Regions from separate parts of the Homo sapiens genome. Here region 1 is linked to region 2. Evidence: read pairs that join two places in POLR2A ChIA-PET (ENCODE). Cell type or tissue: Panc1. All regions are shown on one strand. Each heading gives the region's core, and the rest is flanking DNA. Links, peaks and the distances in the headings are about the cores only. Region 1 overlaps LOC124902725 (a long non-coding RNA gene). Region 2 holds the start of PCF11-AS1 (PCF11 antisense RNA 1).

Region 1 (10,682 bases), core at 3,056-7,055, 74 kb after region 2:
AATTCTTCTCTCATGCCCTGGAAAACCAAACACCATCAAAGAAAACAGCCTGCTCCTGAATTCTGCGGCTGTAGTTTTTACACTCACCATCCTGTTTTTTCTTTCTTAAATTGCTTCGTGTGATGAGGACACAAATCAAAATAGTCTACCTTTTAGAAAAGATGGCAGATCGTGGCATTTACATCTCATAAGTATCTGATTGCTTAAAGAAAATCATCTAACTGTTCAAGTCAATAAACTTTTACTGAACACTTGTCGTGCGCTAGTCATTGTGATAGTGGCGATGATGAAGTGATGTATGGTTCTTCTTTTCAAGAAGCTTTCAGTCTAGTGGTGAAAGAGCACAGACATGAATGATACTTGGAATACAATGGGATCTCTTTTACAGCTGAGATACTTTCCAGGCAGGCTGCAGGGAGTTGGTGCCAGATAGTCCTGGATTCATAATCCCTATTGCTTCTAACAATAAAAGGATCTCAACCAGATACTCAATCTCATCCATCATCAATTTGCCTCTCTGTTAGAGATAAACAATGCCACCTCATAGGACTGTTTTGAGATGCAATAGACATCAGAATTGATATATGAGATTTACCAGACTCATATCATCAAGGTGATCTGCCATAACTTGCTTAACCATTGCTCTGTGCCTGATGAAAAAACTTTGCCAGAGTAGTCTCTCTACCACTCTGAATCCCTTGTCCCTTGCTCACCTCCTCAATGGCAACCACTCCCCTTAACCCCTGTATATCACTCCAGAGATATTTTAATATTTAATATATATGTATATATTTTTTAAAATTTTATAAAAATTATACTACATACACTGCTCTGCACTTCACTTTTAAACTTTATTTCAGAGATCTTTCCGTATCAGTACACGCACATCACTTTTTTTTTTTTTTGAGACAGTTTCCGTCTGATGCCCAGGCTGGAGTGCAGTGGCGTGATCTCGGCTCACTGCAATCTCCGTCATTTGGACTCAAGTGAGTCTTGTGCCTCAGACTCCTGAGTAGCTGGGATCACAGGTGTGCATCACCACATCCAGCTAATTTTTGTATTTTTAGTAGAGACAGGGTTTCACCATATTGCCCAGGCTGTTCTTGGAACTCCTGGCTTCAAGTGATCTGCCTGCCTCGGCCTCCCAAAGTGCTGGGATTACAGATGTGAACCAGTGCACCCAGCCTGCATTATTCTTTTTAATGGCTCCGTAGGATTACATTTTATGGATACACTGCAGTTTACATAACCATTACCCTGTTGATAGACATTTTGGCTATTTCCCATCTTTTGGGATGCTTATGTTATGATACTGCAATGAATATTCTTTGTATATATCTTTGCATGTGTATTTCTGTAGGATAAATTAAAAATGTTGGGTCAAACTTTTGGTCATTCTTGATAAATATTAAGAAATTATTCTCTAGGCCAAACGTGGTGGCTCATGCCTATAATCCCAGCACTTTGGGAGGCTGAAGCGAGGGCAGATGGCTTGAGGCCAGGGGTTTGAGACCAGTCTGGCCAACATGGCAAAACCTTGTCTCTACTAAAAATACAAAAATTAGCCAGGCGTGGTGGTATACACATGTGATTCCAGCTATTCGGGAGGCTGAAGCACAAGAATTGCTTGAAACTGGGAGGCAGAGGTTGCCGTGAGGTGAGATCAGGCCATTGCACTATAGCCTGGGTGACAGAGTGAGACCCTGTCTCAAAAAAAAAAAAAAAAAAATCTGTTATCTAAAATGATGGTTCCAATTTGTCCTCCTATAAACTTTGAGAATGTTTCCCCACATCCTGGCCAAAATAATTTATGGTCAAACTTGTTGATGTTTGCCAAACTGATGAAAGCTAATATCTTAGTTTTAATTTGCACATCCCTTATTTTAAGTGAACATCTTTTTCATGTGTTTTAAAGTCAGTTATAGACTGGGCACGGTGGCACACGCCTGTAATCCCAGCACTTTGGGAAAGCAAGGTGGGTGGATCACCTAAGGTCAGGAGTTCAAAACCAGCCTGGCCAACATGGTGAAACCCCGTCTCTACTAAAAAATATAAAAATTAGCCAGGCGTGGTGGCACACACCTGTAATCCCAGCTGCTTGGGAAGCTGAGGCACGAGAATCTCTTAAACCCAGGAGGTGGAGGCTGCAGCGAGCCAATATTGTGCCACTGCACTCCAGCCTGGGTGACAGTGCAAGACTTCGTCTCAAATAAAATAAAAAGTTAGTTATAGATCTTTTGTTCAGAAAGTTTGCTATAACCTAATCCAATCACAGAAAACGTCAGAAGCTGATAGAATGGGGTGGTAAACATGGAACATGCTGTTTGACTATGGAGATGCAAGATGAAGGAGACAAGATCCCTGCAATATAAAGATTGGTCATTAAAATTATTTAGGCAAGAAATGTTGACTCATAATCAGAACTGTGTTTTGAGAAGCTCTGGACAGTGTGGAAGATGGAATGGAAGTGGCAAGACTAGAGGGAGTGAAAAAAATTAGTTAAAAGGTCGTTGCAATCCTGAACTGAGAATTCAGGAAAGAATGAAAATTATGAAACCAATTGGAAAAGCATTGCAGAAGCCAAATCAAAAGAACTTGATGACACAATAAATGTCGGGTAAGGAGAGAGAGAAATTACTTAGGCAAATGAATGGCTTAAAAAGAAAGGGAATACATGGTAGGGAATTTGCTCTCTGACATTACTAAACACCTACTAAGTAAGGGTTTATGTTAGTTATATATACATTTATGTATATGGAAATCAAATGAGTGAAAATAAACACATTGCATTTATCCAATTTCACAGCATCTTTATTAGGGAAATATTATAATCTATTTAAGTATGAAAAAATTAGAAAAGTAACATGTGCAAGATAAAAAAAACTATTAGATTTCTCCAAAACATTCATATCAGAATGCAAAGTCAGACATCTCTGATAGGATAACCAATGATTTTTATTTTATTTTATTTTATTTTATTTTAGAGGCAGGGTCTCACTATGTTGCCCAGGCTGGTCTTGAATTCCTGGGCTCAAGTGATCCTCTCACCTCAGCCTCCTAAAGTGCTGAGATAATAGGTATGAGCCACCACACCTGGCCACCAATGCTGTTTATACTAGTTCAAATTACCTAGATTTAAAGAAAACATTCAGGGAGAAAAATTATCTTACATCATGCAGGATGCAAAATGCCCACAACACTTGCACCAGGAATTATTCCCCGAGCTATCAGATCATCAGTTTAATTTAAACATGGCAATTCTCAGAGGAACCCATTATAACTCACAGCTGTCTCTAATTCTGAATTGACCAGGGTTACCCCCTTTATAGAAAAATCACTCTTCTCCCCTTGTCATTTTTCTGCAACTCATTTGGGAAAACACATCAAATTGTATTAAGACTTTTGATACTGTAAATTTAGTCCTATTCAAATGCTGCATTAAAATGCCTTATCAAGAAGATAATATCTTCATTAAATATATTGATGGTTAACTAGGATGAGGATTTTGAACACATGATTAACATAACTATTAATACTTTGGAAGAGTAGTGGACTGTTGCCCATTTTAAAAAAAGGTTGATTATTTGGAAATGGATATTATAATCGTGTCTGTTGTCTGTAAAAGCAGACTTTGTATCATCGCTTATCTTGGATAAATCAAATATTTCTATTTCACTTGTAACATTTATCAACATTTATCAACTTCCTTCCATATGTGTTATTAGTTTTATTCCCAGGCTTTTCAGTCGACAAATACTTTTGTAATGGTAATCAGCTAGTATTTGCTGAGCCTAGCAAGGTAATTGATTACATAGTTGTTTAGTATATTGTTTCCAAAGCTAGTCATACACTTGATATAATAAATTCCTAAAAAGACAGGGTTTTTTTTTTTTTTTTTTAGGTTGAGCCTGGTGGCTAATGCCTGTAATCCTAGCACTTTGGGAAGCTGAGATGGGAAGACTGCTTGAGCCCAGGAGTTCTGTGCTGCAGAAGGCCATGATCCCACCACTGCACTTCAGTAGGAACAGAGCGAGAACTTGTCTCTAATAATAAAAAAAAAAAGTACACATTAAACCAAAATGAAAGTATGAATTGATACCATCATTGCTTGGCCACTTTCTGGCAGACTGGATTTGAAGGCTGTGAGTCAGTCATTAAGGCACATGAAGAAATTAATGAAGACCATCCAGTGGAAATTCATGAATATTTGTCAATGCTTGAGAATTACACTGGTGCTGTGGATAATATGCTAAAGACCATGATGTCTGTTTCTTGAAATGAGTTGTTGCAGAAGTTGGACCCACTTAAACAAGTGAAAGTGGATTTAGTTTCTATGTACACATTAAATTTAAAGTTTTGAGTTTATTTGGCAACTCAAGGAGTTAATACTAAGAAACAGCTAGTAAAGCAGGAAGGAATTGGAAAGAATCAGAATATATATGAACACAGTCAAGGAAATAACAGAAAAAGGCTGGCAAGCTGGACAGAGGTACATCTTCAACATTTGTAAAAAATGACCTCTGGGAACTGAAACCTAAAAATGCATCATAAAACTGTAGGGACTAAACTCTCCGGTTACTTAATAAGCTAGTAAAAGCTGGGTAAAGTGGATCATACCTGTAATCCTAGCATTTTGGGAGGCTGTGATCCCAGCACTTTGGGATTGCTTGAGCCTAGGAGTTTGAGACCATCCTGGTTAACATGATGAGACTCTGTCTCTACAAAAATTAGCTGGGCGTGGTGGTGCACGCCTGTAATTCCAGCTATTTGGGAGGCTGAGGCACAACAGTTGCTTGAACCTGGAGGTTGCAGTGAGTGGAGACTGTGCCACTACACTCTAGCCTGGGTAACAGGGTGAGACCCTGTCTCAAAAAACAAAAAAAAAGTTGTCAGTAGAGGCCTAGCACAGTGCCTCATGCGTGTAATCCCAGCCTTTGGGAGGCTGAGGCAGGAGAATCACTTGAACCCAGGAGTTCAAGACTGGCCTGGACAACATAAGGAGACCCTGTCTCTACAAAAAATGGAGAAAATTAGCCAGACATGATGGCACGTGCCTGTAGTCCCAGCTGCTGGAGAGGCTGAGGCAGGAGGATCAGTTGAGCCTTGGAAATCAAGGCTGCAGTGAGCTTTGATGGTGCCATTGCACTCCAGCCTGGGAAACAGAGTGAGACCCTGTCTCAAAAGACAAAACAAAAAACAAGAAACAAACAAAAAGCTGTCAATAAACAAAAAAGTAAACATTTAGTTTTTGGTTTTGATGTATACATATTCAAAAAGTATGTCATTTTTTCACAAAATAAATAATTATGTGGCAGTGCAAGGTTTAAATGTCTACTGTATTGAATTCATATGTAGATTTGCCATTTAAATTTTTGTTTGTTTGTTTTTGAGACAGGGTCTTGCTCTGTCACCCAGACTGGAGTGCAGTGGCATGAGCATGGCTCACTGCAACCTCGACCTCCTTGGTTTAATTAATCCTCCTATCTCAGCCTCCCAGATAGCTTGGGCTAAAGGCACATGCCACCATGCCCAGCTAATTTTTGTATTTATGTATTTAATTTTTTTGTAGAGATGCGGGTTTCACCATATATTGCCCAGGCTGATCTCCAACTCCTGGGCTCAAGCGATCCGCCTGCGTTGCCCTCCCAAAGTGCTAGGATTACAGGCATGAGCCACTGGTCCCAGTTACTTGAGAGGCTGAAGTGGAAGGATCTCTTGACCCCAGGAGGTTTAAGGCTGCATTCAGCCATGTTTGTGCCACTGCACTTCAGTCTGGGCAACAGAGTCAGATTCTGTCTCAAAAAAGAAAAAACAAAACAAAAGCAAAAACAAAAACAAACCAAAACAAACAAACAAAAAACCCAAAATTAACTCACAGAAATGTTAATAAGCAACATTCAAGCCAACAATGACCAGTTTGGAAACATAATGAAGAAAATAACTTTATCAACAATACCAACAAAAAAGATAAATGTCTGGAAATAAATTGATAAGAAGTGCACAAGATCTATATTAAAGTATTAAGTGACACAAACAATTTAAACCATTAGAAAGGTTGCTAAGCCTGAGCCACATTGCCCAGCCAGGAAAGAGACTTTCCAAAAGAGTTGTCCATTTCTATGAGCTTCTCCAGAGAAGGGAGTGAATCTTCATTACTTCCCCAGAGAAGGGAGTGGATCTTCATTATCCATGTTTTCTAGGGTCCCTCACAGTACCTGACAAAGAGCAGGGTTTGTGGAGTGAATTGAATAAATTGAATGGCTGACATGGGAGGTAGTGAGTTCTCTACCACTGGAAGTAGCCAGGAAATTGTAGTGAAACTGAGAATGCATCGGGTTAGAGACTCTTGATTATATTTACGGTCTCTTCTAATAAACTATGATTCTTATATTCTAAGATTTCCAAGAATTTTCCAAATCTTTAGAATAATATGATTAACCTTTCTCTGCCACATATTTGACCTCCAAAATATATCTCCCATCTCCCTACTTCTCTCTACCTCTACTGCCACTCTCTTAGCTCAAGATACCATCTTTTGTTACTGGACACCTAAATGATTTTCTTGATTCCACCTTTGCAGCCAGTGTAATCTTTTGATGTTGTAATCAGATTAGATTTAAGCAGGAGGGCTCTCCTGCTTAAAATCTCTTAATAGAAATCAGTGAAATAAAAAACAGGCAGGAAGAAGTAAATTACATGTTGTTTAAAAATTATATAAATTGCTTACCTGAGAAAAACAAGAGAATCAACTGAAAAACTATTACAAACAAGAAGAGAATTTAGTTCAGTGGTTGGATTACAGAATTAACTCACAGAATGACTGGTCTCAGTGGCTCATGCCTGTAATCCCAGCACTTTGGGAGGCCAAGGCAGGAGGATTGCTTAAGCCCAGGAATTTGAGACTAGCCTGGGCAATATAGAGAGACCTCATCTTTATAAAAATTAAAACAAAAAAATTTGCTAGGCATGGTGGTGCACGCCTGTGGTCCCATCTACTTGGGAGGCTGAAGTGTGAGGATCTCTTAAGCTCAGGAGGTTAAGGCTACATTCAGCCATGTTTGTACCACTATACTTCAGTCTGGGCAATAGAGTGAGATCCTGTCTCAAAAAAAAAAAAAAAAAAGAAAAAGCAAAAACAAAATAAACCAAAACAAACAAAAAACCCAAAATTAACTCACAGAAAGGTTAATAAGCAACATTCAAGCAAACGATGACCAGTTTGGAAACATAATGAAGAAAATAGCTTTATTAACAGTACCAACAAAAAAGATAAATGTCTAGAAATAAATTGATATATGCACAAGATCTATATTAAAGTATTAAGTGACACAAACAATTTGAACCACTAGAAAGGTAGCCCTTGGACAGGTGCAGTGGCTCACTTTGGGAGGCCGAGACGGGCAGATCACCTGAGGTCCAGAGTTCGAGACCAGCTTGCCCAACATAGCAAAACTGTCTCTACTAAAAATGCAAAAATTAGCCGGACGTGGTAGTGCATGCCTATAGTCCCAGCTACTCAGGAGGCTGAGGCAGGAGAATCACTTGAACCTGGGAGGCAGAGGTTGCAGTGAGCTGAGATTGTAACACTGCACTCCGGCCTGGGTAACAGAGTGAGACTCTGCCAAAAAAGAAAAGAAAAGAAAAGAAACAGAGAAAAAGATAGGAAGGCTCAACTTTTTTTTTTCTGAGGCAGGGTCTCACTTTGTCACCCAGGCTGGAGTGCAGTGGCACAATCTCAGTTCACTGCAGCCTTGACCTCCTGCCTCAGCCTCCCAAAGTGCTAGGATTACAGGTGTGAGTCACTGCACCTATCCGGAAAGCTCAACTTTATAAATAGAATCTATAACTTAAGCTCTCCTAATAAAAATCTAAATAGAATTTTGTCTTGGAATTAGATAAGCTGATTCCCAAATTTATATGAAAAATTAAATAAGAATAGAAATATATATTCCAAAAATAAATAAGAAGATCTACCAAATATTAAAACATTTTAAAGTTACAATAACTAAAAGAGTTCAGTGATCCAAAAAAAAACCCACAAAAGTGAAATCAAATACACATAGGAATTTAATCTATTATAAAGGTCTCATTTCAAATTATTGAGGAAAGATGGTTTATTTAATAACTGTTACATAAAAATCAGGATATCCATCTGGGAAAAAAATTAGCTTAGAGCCACACTGCATACTCAATGCTCAAAATAAACTCCAGATAAATAAATTATTTAATCATTATTTTTAAAGTACTTATAGAAAAGAGGAGACATTTTAGAATGTCAGAGTGAGGAAGAGGAAGAAATAAGCTGGCATTATTTACAAATGATATAGTTACATACATAGAAAATCCAAAAGAATCTACAGATAAATTATTAGAATTAAAAAGTGAATTTAAGAAGGTTGCTGGATAAAGGACCAGTATGCAAATCAGATATATTTCTACATACCAACAATAAACAGTTAGAAAACTTTTTTAAAAACATACAATTTCCACAGCATCTGAAGTTTCAAATAGGAATAAGTTCACACAAAGAAAAAGTACACAACCTGTACATAGAAAACTATAAATCTTACTGAGAGAAATTAAGGAAGAACTCAAGTTGTCTCTGAAGCCTGTTCCCAGAAGTGCTGCTGCTTGTCGTGAGCATATGGCTTTGAGGTTATGCCACAGAGTTGGAGTGCTGCCCTTGCAGACTCTGAGGGCCCATGGTTCCAGTGGGTGGCCTTGATGTGCTCCATGGCATCTGAAGGTGGTGTTCCTACTGATGGTGATGTGTCTGGACTGGAGATGTAGGTCATAATGGCTGCATGAAAGGGACTGGACCCATAGAATACACTACTCCAAAAGGAAGCTTCTGGCACCAAAGAAGACCCTAATTTAGTCTCCTCCATCACCAACAAGTGAATAGTGGGCTGCATCTGTGAAGAGTACAACAGTGCTGTCCTCTAGTTTTTGGCTGCACAAAGGTGAGACCCAGCAATGCCCTAACTGTGAAATCCATTACTATCTGGTGCCCCGCCAGTTGACCCACTGAGACTCTGCACTAAATTGCTCAAAATGCGCTGTAAAGTTTCTTCTTTCCAGTAAAGACTAGACATTGAATTGGCTCCTTCTCCCCCAACCCACCTGAAAAAAAAGAAGAACAACTAAATTAAGGAGAGGCTGTACCATATTCATGGATTGGAAGACCCAGTTACACTAAAGATACTGCTTCATCTCAGATTATCTACAGATTCAATGCAATTCCAATCCAAATTCCAAGAGGACTTGGTTTATAAGACTCCATAAGGTGATTCTCAAATTTATAGAAACATGGAAAGGACCCAGAATGGAAAATAAACTTTTGAAAAGGAGCAAGGTAGGAGTAATTGTCCCATTGAATATCAAGACTTATAAAGCTATAGCAATTAAGTCAGTATGGTAATGTTGCAAGGATAGAAAATACTAAGCCCAGAAATGAACTTCCATAAGGACATCTAATTTATGACAAAAATGACACTTCAGAACAGTAGGAAAAAGTTTTTCAATAAATGATGCTGGGTTATTAGATATCCAAGTGCTAAAAATGAAAAGATAATACAAAAACTCCAGGTGTACTATATTCCTAAATATGAAGGATAGAACAACACACCTTATAGGAGATAACACAGGAGCGTATCCACCTTGAGACGATGAAAAGTTCCTACACATAACCCAAAAAAGCACAATAAAGGAAAAGACTGATAACTTGACTACATGAAAATGAAGAGCTTTATTCATCAAGAGATAGCACTAGGAAAATGAAAAAGCAAACCAGAGTGACAGAAGATATATGCAACACATATAATCTACTAGGACTCATATCCCTAGTATACAAGAAAAACAGCTACAAATCATAAGAAAAAGTCTAAAAAATCTAATTTTATAAGTGGGCAAACGTCTTGAACAGGCACTTTGTAAAAGAAGATATCCAAATGGCCAATGAATGTCAGTATTCAGGGAAATGTTAATTAAAACAACAATGAAATATGACTGTGCACCCACGTAAGAGGACAGACAATCCCAATTGTTGGTGAAGACATGGAGCAACAGCTCTCATACATTGCTAATGGGAAGGTAAATTGGTATAACCAATCGGGAAAACTCTCTGTATTAGCTATGGAAGTTGAATATATACATTCCTACAACCCAGCAATTCTACTCCTAGGAATGTACTGGATAAGAATGCATGAATATGTGCATCAGGAGACATAAACAAGCATATTTATAGCAGCACTCAGCATTATTCATAGCAGCAAAAAACTGGAAACAACTAACATCATTATAAACAGTAGAATGAATAAATAAAAGCTGGCATATTTTTACAACAGAACACTACAGTGGAACAATAAACACACAACAACATATTAAGCTAAAGAAGTCAAATATAAAATAATATTACTACATAAATGATTTGATTCTTAAAGTTCAAAAACAAGCAAAAATTAAACTGTCATGTTTAGAAACTTATGTGGTAAAATTAGAAAGAAAAGCAAGAAGTTATTACCATAAATTCAGGATGGCGGTTATGTGTTGATGGGAGTGAGGGGGCACAAGGGGACTATGAGGATGATACCTTTTTTTTTTTTTTTTACAAACTCCTGTGTTGAGGGCTGACTGAATAGATCACAGCGAGGGAGCTGCTCGGCTATGTACGAAACCCCAAC
Region 2 (10,682 bases), core at 3,758-7,757:
TAATAAAAATAAAAGCAGAAGTTAATGAAATAGCAAATAAAATTGATGATAGTAATTAGCTGGTGTTTGAAAAGAACAATAAATAGAAACTCAACAAATCTGAGGAAGAAAAGGAAAAAAAATGGTATTGGAAACAAAGGAGCCCATGGACGGAGGATGGCTTGAGCCCAGGAGGTTGAGGTTGCAGTGAGCCATGATTGCACCACTGCACTCCAGCCTGGTCAACAGAGCTAGACACTGTCTCAGAAAAAAAAAAAGAAACAGGCCGGGCATGGTGGCTCACGCCTGTAATCCCAGCACTTTGGGAGACCAAGGCAGGCGGATCATGAGGTCAAGAGATCGAGACCATCCCAGCCAGCATGGTGAAACCCCATCTCTACTAAAAATACAAAAATTAGCTGGGCGTGGTGGCAGGCGCCTGTAGTCCCAGCTACGTGGGAGGCTGGGGCAGGAGAATTGCTTGAACCCCCAGGAGGTGGAGGTTGCAGTAAGCCGAGATCGCGCCACTGCACTCCAGCTTGGCGACAGAGTGAGAGTCCGTCTCAGGGAAAAAAAAAAAAAAAGGGCAAAGGGACATCTTACAAAGGAGACTGTGAAAATCAGAAAGAAATTATTTTGTATAACATTATACACGTTGAGCACCCCTTATCCAAAATCTGAGATTTTCAGTCCTTATCCAAAATCTGAAATCCTTATCCAAAATCTGAGTGGCTGAGATCACGCCACTGCACTCCAGCCTGGGCAACACAGCGAGACTCTGTCTCAAAAACAATAAAGTGAGTGTGGTCCAGAAGAGATTAAGAAGCTAAGAAAAGCACACTGGTTTTAGCAAGAAGTCATTGATAATAAGAGTAATTTTAATAAAAAAGCTAAGATGCAATATCCAGACTGCATGGGATTTCAAGGTAAGTGCCTGACTATGGAAGAAATTTTTTTTTCTTTTTTTTTTGAGACAGAGTCTCGCTGTGTCACCCAGGCTGGAGTGCAGTGGCGCAATCTTGGCTTACTGCAAGCTGCCTCCTGGGTTCACTCCATTCTCCTGCCTCAGCCTCTCCGAGTAGCTGGGACTACGGGCGCCCACCACCACGTCCAGCTAATTTTTTTATTTTTAGTAGAGACGGGGTTTCACCGTGGTCTCGATCTCCTGACCTTGTGATCCGCCCGCCTCGTCTTCCCAAAGTGCTGGGATTACAAGCGTGAGCCACCGCGCCCAGCCTGGAAGAAGTTTCTTAAGTGAAACAGGGTTCAGAATACATCCTGGAGTGGTCATCTCAGTATTCTAGAGAACTGGAACCTTTTGTGAGTAGGAAGGAAGGTATGATTCCAGTTAGTAAATATGACTAGTCCTCCACTTCTACCTCAGTTTTTCTAAAGTGGGGTGATAAAGCAGGATATCATAAATCAGCTTTTTATATCTTGTTTCAGAGAAGGGAGCAGGGCCAACCCCAGGCAAAAACAAAAAACGAAGTGGATATTGGTGACAGTCTGTACTCCTTTCTGCCTATGTGCCATTTTCTGTTATTTCCCAGTCATTCTTGTTCTTCTTTTGGTGCTCACTCCCAAATCTTCACAGGGGTACTCCTTGGGTACCTTTTGGCTCTTATTTAGCTACTCTTCCCCACCTGCTCAACACAATGCCCATTATCTCTGGGAGCTGACCCCATTTAGGATTAGGAAAAAACTTCCCAATTCTACAAGAGTGCAGGTCTTTCTTGATAATAGTCTTTATTTTCCATTTCTACCTCCATTTAGGCAGCTACATTTTTCCACCTGCAGCATGGTTAGATGCCTCCTCAGATTTTCCTGAATATTTTGTGTAAACCTCCATTAGGTTGCTTACTTGGTACTAAATTGTAAGGTCAGTCATATAAAAAATATGTATATACTAAGCTGTTATATGAGAATGTTTTAATTTTTTATATGTAATTCCTTATTTTTCTTCCCAAAGCTTTTTATTTTTAGCTGAATTGCAATGAGATTGCTTTCTATTTTCCAAAGCATCAAAGTTGGACATTTTCAGTGGGAAAATTACACTAAAACCAGGAGGATATAAACTTAATGAAATCTTTAGATTTTAGGAAACACATACTTTTCCTTTTACTTGTTCTCTCAAACTTCAATTCAATTTAAAAGAAAATGTTCCATCATCTCTGAGGCTTCATTTAATTTTCCTTACTGCACTTTACAGTGTTAGATTACTACTTCTAGCTAACAGTGTTATGTATTGACTCTTTTTCTATCTTTGGGGATGCTGTTGATGTTGATTTCTGAATTATTTACCAGATCTGGCTGTTCATTAGAAAAAACTATGGAGCTTGAATACTAGAAGTGCCCCTGAATGCGAATCAACTAAATGAGACTCTCCAGAGATTAGGAATCTCTTAATATTCACTAATTCTAAGCCAGGTGTAGTGGTGTGCACCTGTAATCTAGTTACTTGGGAGGCTGAGGTGGGAGACTGGCTTGATCCCAGGAGTTCGAGGCCAGCCTGGACAACCTGGTAAGGCCCCATCTCTAAATTTAGTATTAAAATTTGTTTTAAATTCACTATAATTCTAATGCACAGCCAAATATGGGGCAGATCTGGATCACTGCCTTACATCTGGCCTTCTACCTCAAAGAGAAAATAAGAATTGAACTCAAACCCAACTGTAAATACTAGTGGCCATCTTGGAGAACACTGGCCCACCTCCATTCCAAAGCTAAATCCTTCCTGTGCTTTTATTTTTTTTGGCAGACAGTGTCCCTCTGGTTTTTCATATATTTGGTAGCGACGGAGTTTCACCATGTTGCCCAGGCTGGTCTTGAACTCCTACACTCAAGCAATCTACCCACTTCATCCTCCCAAAGTGCTGGAATTACAGGCATGAGCCACTGTGCCCCGCCCCTCCTGTGCTATTGTTGATACTATCTTGTTACAACCTTGAGACTGGTATACCGGTCATCTCCATCTTCAACCCATTTCTCCACTGAGCTCCTCTTAACATGCTAATGCCTCTCCTATTTGTCTAACTACAATTCAATCTCTGGAGTTAAACTTCATTTAAAAAAATAGCTTTTAATATTTTGTTACCTCTCATCCACACTACCCATTGCACCAGGTGTTGGCACCCATACTCAGCTGTTCTTAGGTCAACAGTTAGAGTATTTCTGAGTCTTACATATTTTCTTGACTTCATTTTGTTGACTACCTCGTCCATTGAAATTTTCTTCCTGCGCACACCTGTAATCCCAGCACTCTGGGAGGCCAAGACGGGCAGATCACTTAAGGTCAGGAGTTCGAGACCAGCCTGGCCAACGTGGTGAAACCCCGCCTCTACTCAAAATATAAAAATTAGCCAGGCGTGGTGGCGGGCACCTGTAATCCCAGCTACTTGGGAGGCTGAGACAGGAGAATCACTTGAACCCAGGAGGCAGAGGTTGCAGTGAGCCGAGATTGTGCCACTGCACTGAGCCGAGATTGTGCTACTGCACTGATCCAGCCTGAGCAACATAGCAAGACTGTCTCAAAAAAAGAAAAAAAAAAATTTTCCCATTGCTGGTTTTCCCATTTTCTTTTTGACCTTCCCACCTACCAGTCTTTGTTCCCCCATCCTTGACCCTCTTCTCCATGTGGATACCGTTGATACACTTTTAGGTTTGAATATCACCTTCCTTTTAGAATGTTCCATACCTTTAAGCATTTGATAAAAGCTATGGTGGTTTCCCCAGAAAAATGTTCAACAGGAAGTTTTGCCTACATTTTTGGATTCACAGACCTCAGTTCCTATGGCAGTGTTCATATACGTAAGTTCAGCTGTTACGTGTTTACAACTCAAATCCAATGGCTACCAGTTTTCCCACTGGACCTCTCTGGATTTAGCAATCTCTAAAATTGTATTCACTTGATTCTTAAAAAAATAAAAAAGCTTAAATGCAGATAGGATGTCACCCTGTTTAAAATTTCTAGTGGCTGCTCTGGTCATCAGTTTAATAAAAATTCCTTAGCATGACCAAGAAGGCTCTTCACTACTTAAAAATAAAGGCTGGGCACGTGGCTCATGCCTGTAATCCCAGCACTCTGGGAGGCCAAGGCAGTAGGATCACTTGAGCCCAGGAATTCGAAACCAGCCTGGACTACGTAGTGAGACTCCATTTCTACTAAAAAAATTAATGGCTCATCATAATCTATTCAAAACTACTGAGTTTTAACCATAAGAAGTCAATTTTTGAAAACACAAAAGTATTTTAAGCCTTTACATTTGCTGTTCATTTTCCAAAGATACCCTTCCCATCAGTATGGACTCCACTCCTGGTTATCCTCCAAGACTCAAATGTCACCACTTTTGTAGAATCTTCCTTAGCCACCTTCCAGTAGTTTGGTGTGCTTATTTCTATCCTAACAATCAATTTGGGGGTATCTTTTAAAATTGCAGAAATTGTATGGAATTAGAGGAAACAAAGCCACGTTCAAATTCTTATAAAAATTTTAAAGTGAGTGGCTTAATTTCATCTGTAAAGTGGGGACACCATCTACCATGTAGTTATTAGATGTGAATACCAGAGAAAATACATGTAGAAAGTGCTAGTGCCTGCCACATACTATGTGCTCAATAAAACTCAGTGTTTTATATGCCTATCTCCAATAAATGGCAGAAAAGACTAACCTGTCTCAGAGTGCCTGGCTCATAGCAAGTACCATGTTCATGTTTCAAAAAACAGATGAAAGACAACAAGAAAGTCACATTCTAAAGCTTTTCAAGAAATAAAGAAGTACAAACAAAGTTTCTTCATCATTCTATTTATTACATGTATGAATATTAACATCTCATGGTGTCCATCTAAGTCAAAACCAACAAAAGAAAAAAGTTAACCATATCTCAAGCAAACATTCTTACAGATTCCCGTTACTTAAAATAGAAATATGTTCATCTGCATTAAATCATTTGACAATTTGAAAAAGTCTTTAAAAAAAAAATCACCTTTAGTACTTAAATATATTTGTTAATTGTTTGATGGCATCAGTGTCCAAGTTCAAGAATAAAACTTTGCATCATTAGATATTTTCAAAAGTGAACATCTGGATGGTTCTCTATACCTGGAGATGTGTTTGTGTATATATATATATATATCTGCAAAATATGTCCTATTTTATCTTTAAAATTTTTTCAAAATCTGGCTTTTCTATTTGAGAAAAGCCCTACGGTGCTCTCTCGGAACCCCCTTTTGAAGGATGAAACCTCAAACTTGCTTCTTTAATCAGTGGGAGGCTACTAGAAAAAAAATCTTATGTTGAGGTTGCTGTTCAATTCCATTTTTACCCAATAAAAAGTACAGAAACTATTTGATGGTGTGCATAAATATTACACTCCATGAATAGCAAAAATATTTTTTATTTATAATTTACAGTTGCACAGTGAAAAATCGTACATTTTTACACATACAATTTCATTTCGTTAAATTTGCACACATCTACAGAACTTTCACACAACAAGCACCTGAAACTCTGCAGGCAGTAGGAAATGCAAATACTAAAATGTATTTATTAACCAAATGATAGCTGAAGGCCCTGCCTCAGCCAGACAATTTATATAGATATGTCTATATATACATAAAAAAATTCTTCACCTTCTAGATCCAACAGCAGCTTTTTTAAAAAAGAAAAACATACCTTTCTCATTTTATTTAAACTGACTCGACTGTGTCATTTTCTGTTTTAATTTCAGAGGGTGTTGCTATGCTTTCCTCTGTACAAGCTGGTGGTGTATCAATTCGTTCTTCCTTAACTTTGGGACTGTCACAGGGTTCCTGCAATTCGTTTTTGACAATGTTCAACATAATATTCAAGGGGTTTTCAACTGGTGTCTTGCTGGGAGATGGTGTACAATCAAATGAAGATGTCTACAAAATGAAAGGCCCTATGAGTACTGATGAAAGTTCAAAATTCTCACATTAAATAACATTTAGTCTTGTAAGACCCTTGTATGAACAAGAGAACACACATACAACCAAATGCAAATGAAACACCTGCCTCCCAACAAAATGTGCCATAAAGACAACCAGAAATAAAATATATATTGCACGTTCAATATGTACTCAGCAGTGAGTTAAGCAGTTAACAGCTAAGTTATAGGACATTATACAGCCAAAAAAAGTTGATTAGACATGCTTCTACATTTTAATCTCTACATAGATGTTAAACTCATACATATATCCTGGGACTTGTTACTACCCTAATTTCAAATAGTCTGAGGATTTTTTAAATCCCCACAAACCATCACCCTCAACACTAGTCTTCTGACAACCTAAATAAACCTTCCAAATTGCCTCCAACCCATTATCTCTAAAAACCTATTTATTCCATTACTTGATTTTAAAAACAGACTACAAATATGACCATTTGAACTTTTTTTTTTTTTTTTTTTTTTGAGACAGAGCTCACTCTTGTCGCACAGGTTGCAGTGCAGTGGCATGAACTCAGCTCACTGCAACCTCCACCTCCTGGATTCAAACAATTCTCCTGCCTCAGCCTCACAATCAGGTGGAACTATAGGCACCCGCCACCATGCCTGGCTAATTTTTGTATTTTTAGTAGAGACAGGGTTTCACCATGTTGGCCAGGCTGTTCTCGAACTCCTGACCTCAGGTGATCCACTCGCCTCGGCCTCCCAAAAGTGCTGGGATTACAGGCATGAGCCACCACGCCCAGCCGACCATTTGAACTTTTAAGGTCAACGACTGGTATCATTTTTAGATTCCGTATGTGATCATTAAAAAGTATACCTATTTTGGCCGAGCACGGTGGCTCACGCCTATAATCCTAGCACTTTGGGAGGCCAAGGTGGGTGGATCACTTGAGGTCAGGAGTTCAAGACCAGCCTGACCAATGTGGTGAAACCCTGTCTCTACTAAAAATACAAAATTAGCCAGGTGTGGTGGTGCACGCCTGTAATCCCAGCTACTTGGGAAGCAGGGGCAGGAGAATCCCTTGAACCCAGGAGGTGGAGGTTGCAGTGAGCCGAGATTGCGCCATTGCACTCCAGCCTGGGCAACAAGAGCGAAACTTTGTCTCAGAACAAAACAACAAAAAGAATATACCTATTTAGATGGCTGAATAGAGATGTAAGAAAAAAAAATAGCAGTAAATGCTACCCATAGCTCTAGAAACGTATCCCCATCAGGATCCTTATCTTCACTTTTCCTCACATTTCTTTGGGCCTAGTGGACTAGTAAAAGATACCATGATTCAAGTGAATAAAATGCAAGGAATGATAAATTTCAAAATTTTAATTGTTTGCGTTATCACAGAAAATGATATTCATATATGTCAATTCTGTCAATCTGGCACCAGTTTTTACTGAACAACCTAAATGCTATATCAAAAAACAAAAACAGTTCAATATATTAAGTTTAAAATAACAATATTGCTCTGATGCAAAAAAAAAACTGAAAAGTAAAATTTATTAATGCAAATGAGAACAAATACAGTAACCAAAAAGAACTTACATTTTGATAATCTTCATAACATGATGGATGATAAATCTGAAGCAAAAAGAAAAAAAGTAAATATGTGCGTATTCATTTCTAATGGGCTATTCTGATATTTCTTTTTAACTTTAAGCCAGAAGATAGTCTTTGGAAAGAAGACAAAAATTATTTGGTCCCAAAATGGATAAAACCAAATTTTCATCCTTATGCTTAAAGAGTCTGAAAAACTGACTTCTCTTGGCCCATTTAAGTATCTAGCCTAACTTGCTTTGTTTTCAGCACAGTATAGTTTGATGATGAAATATAAATCCACAATCAAAATAGTGTGGGTCGACAGAAAAACGACTAACTAGATTCAGAAGACCTAGTCCTGGGTCTGTCACTGACTAATAGTGCAACCTCCTGTGTAAAGTGTACAGAACCGGGTGACTGCTAAGATCCCTTCTAATTCAAACATTCTATTACTAAAGTCCAATACCCTTTTTATTAAGACCAAAAATCAAACAAAAACTATTATGAACCGCCTCCTTTCAAAGTAATGTGTTAACCCAACAAAAAAACACTAATCTTAACACTTCCTTATAAAGAAATGAAAATTACCTTTCCATCTACTCTAATAGCATTTTTCAAATGCCATTCCTCCTCTTCTTCATCCCAGTATTGTTCAAATTGTTCTTGACAGATTTCACAACTCTAAAATAGAATCATATAAAATGAAATTTACATAATAGACCATATTTAACCCCATTAAGTAAAAATATACAAACACTGTTAAGTGGAGTAAAGAATTTATGAGTGTTCCAAAAGTTTGAATAATGTCCAATATACAGTATGATTCAAAATACATTTATGGGATTCTGTCAATCTTTCCAGTAAAAAGAGTAAACATTTCACTGCTTTTGGCCACTGTAGTTATGAAACTCAAAGCTAGATTGTAAGAGTAAAATTGAAGAGTAGAGCTTTCAAGAAGTCTTAAAATCATTAAAACAGGGATATAAATATAGTGATGTGTTTATGAGTATTTACATAAAGGAAGTGAGGGACACTCCCACTGTGAGAAAACTTAAACGTTCTTCTCTCACCTCAACTGCTCCAGCTGGTCCAGCAGGTACACTTTGGAACTCTTTTTCTTTAGCAGCCTCTTGAGTTTTGAGCACAACTTCTTCATGCACCTTTTCAAAAAACTGGCTCTTTGCCCGTTCTTCCAGATCAGCTATCTCCTCAAATTCTATCCAGTCCTTAAAAGGAGTTGATTTTTAAAAGATTATTCCATTTATTTCTAAATTTTTACTGTGTATCTTCAATATAATGCCATTTAAAGGTAGGGGTATACTATTTTCTACATTATGCTCTAATATTATTTAAAATTATACTTTGAAACATATAACTAATGACAACATGAAACTAATAATTAAGATCTTTTCCATTAACTCTATAGTTACAACTACTAATTCAAAAAAGACAAGCTTCAAGTATATTTTTTTTTTTACAAAAAACAGTCCTAGAGCCTGGGAATTTTAGAGCTAGAACAAGCCTGTAGGCTACACTCTAATCTTAATTAAAAAAAAAAAAATTCCCTTCAAAATTCATTTTTTAAAAAATGTGTTTATATTCCAGGGGTCAAAGCCTTGGACTTTTAGAGCTAGAACAAGCCTGTATGCTATACTCTAATCTTAATTTAAAAAAAAAAATACTCTTCAAAATTCATTTTTTAAAAAATCTGTTTATATTCTAGGGGTCAAATTTTATTCAGGAAATTTCAATGTTAGATTCCAGCAGTTATTAAAATTATTAAATTACTTAATTAAAATTAAATTTTAATAATTATTAAAATTAATATACTTTTAGAATGATATAATTTAAGCCTAAAAGATACTATGGAGGCACATGGGTTACTTACTGTTAAACTGTAGTACCAACGTCTATGAGTGACTTTTCGGCTAACATCCTTTTCAGTTCTATTTTGCCGATAATGCCAGTCCAAATGATCTGCATAAACATCTGTCTGTGATGTTGTAAACCTCATTCCACAAGAGTAACACTGAATACCAGTGTACAGTCGATTTATAACACTGTCATAACGTCTATTTTGAAAAAGAAATAATCTTTAGTGTTGATAATATGGCTTAATGGCCTTTAAAAGCCAATTACAAATATTTCAATTTTCCATACTGTAACAATGGTGAAACCAAGAGCTGGCTGAAACAGTTAATACCCAAAGATCAGTATTATTCTCTAACAATGTGATTGACCCTCTTTACCTTAACTTTGGTGACTTTTGGAAGATGGAGCCTGTCTTCTTATTGATAGCCCTGACCCAGTTATTTATTTCCTTTTAGCTAAAAATGAAATGATCCTGTGCTAGCTAACAAGGCAATAGTTAGCTTATTTTAGTTTGGAGTCAAGTCAAGATGGACATGGCAGAACAGTTAAATTTCACCTCTCTAGATCTTTGGCATTCTGAATAATTCAACTTCTCCACTCTGGTGTAACAGTGAAAAAAGGACAGAAGAAATAATAATAGTATGGATAACTAAAGAGAAAACTTAGAATACCATTGGGAAACAATAATTAGTTTGCTGTGGTCAACAAATAATTAGTTTTTTAAATTCTGGGCTCCCTATTTGGGAAGAAACAGGTATATATAGAAGACCAAGTAAGTGAACAAACAGAGCAGTTATTAACTCCAAGAAAAAAAAAAAAAATAGCCGGGCACAGCGGCTCACGCCTGTAATCCCAGCACTTTGGGAGGCCAAGGTGGGCAGATCACGAGGTCAGGAGCTCAAGACCAACCTGACCAACGTGGTGAAACCCTGTCCCTACTAAAAATACAAAAATTAGCTGGGTGTGGTGGCACATGCCTGTAATCCCAGCTACTTAGGAGGCTGAGGCAGGAGAATCACTTGAATCGGGAGGCGGAGGATGCAGTGAGCCAAGATCACGCCACTGCACTCCAGCCTGGGCCACAGAGTGAGACTCCATCTCAAAAAAAAAAAAAAAAAAATAGAATAAAGCAAATAACAGAACACTGGTACTTTGTTACAGCAACAAAATAAACATCTAGTCACAATATTAATACTGAATAATAAAAAACAGTCTTATAACTACATGGAGGGGAGTTAGTAGGACACTACAAGAGCTAGCTAAATCCACCCCCCGCCCGTTTTTTTTGGAGACGGAGTCTCGCGCTCTGTCACCCAGGATGCAGTGCAGTG

The links. ChIA-PET counts read pairs that join two places held together with the same protein. Peaks named below come from ENCODE experiments on the same cell type or tissue, not always from the same donor. Only the 100,000 strongest peaks of a DNase experiment are listed, where the experiment ranks them.
Region 1: POLR2A ChIA-PET joins it to region 2 with 19 read pairs; 8 of 35 experiments call an interaction of 5 or more read pairs at or near these places.

What each region holds. Positions count from the first base shown.
Region 1 is chr11:83,104,920-83,115,601 of GRCh38, reverse strand. It overlaps LOC124902725 (a long non-coding RNA gene), which reads left to right. Exons shown (of 2, transcript XR_007062802.1): 2 at 3,902-4,080. It also overlaps the pseudogene COX5BP4 and the pseudogene C1DP5. Among named protein-coding and RNA genes, the nearest start is that of LINC02951, 13 kb to the right of the region's middle. In Panc1, for the core only: no CTCF peak of the experiment used is centred there; no DNase peak of the experiment used is centred there.
Region 2 is chr11:83,179,877-83,190,558 of GRCh38, reverse strand. It overlaps PCF11 (PCF11 cleavage and polyadenylation factor subunit), which reads right to left. Exons shown (of 16, transcript NM_001346413.3): 12 at 9,368-9,551; 13 at 8,550-8,705; 14 at 8,068-8,160; 15 at 7,486-7,521; 16 at 4,765-5,880. The coding sequence ends at 5,665. It overlaps ANKRD42-DT (ANKRD42 divergent transcript), which reads left to right. Exons shown (of 3, transcript NR_149009.1): 3 at 5,706-6,068. PCF11-AS1 (PCF11 antisense RNA 1) reads left to right here and starts at 3,075. Exons shown (of 1, transcript NR_133914.1): 1 at 3,075-5,038. In Panc1, for the core only: no CTCF peak of the experiment used is centred there; no DNase peak of the experiment used is centred there.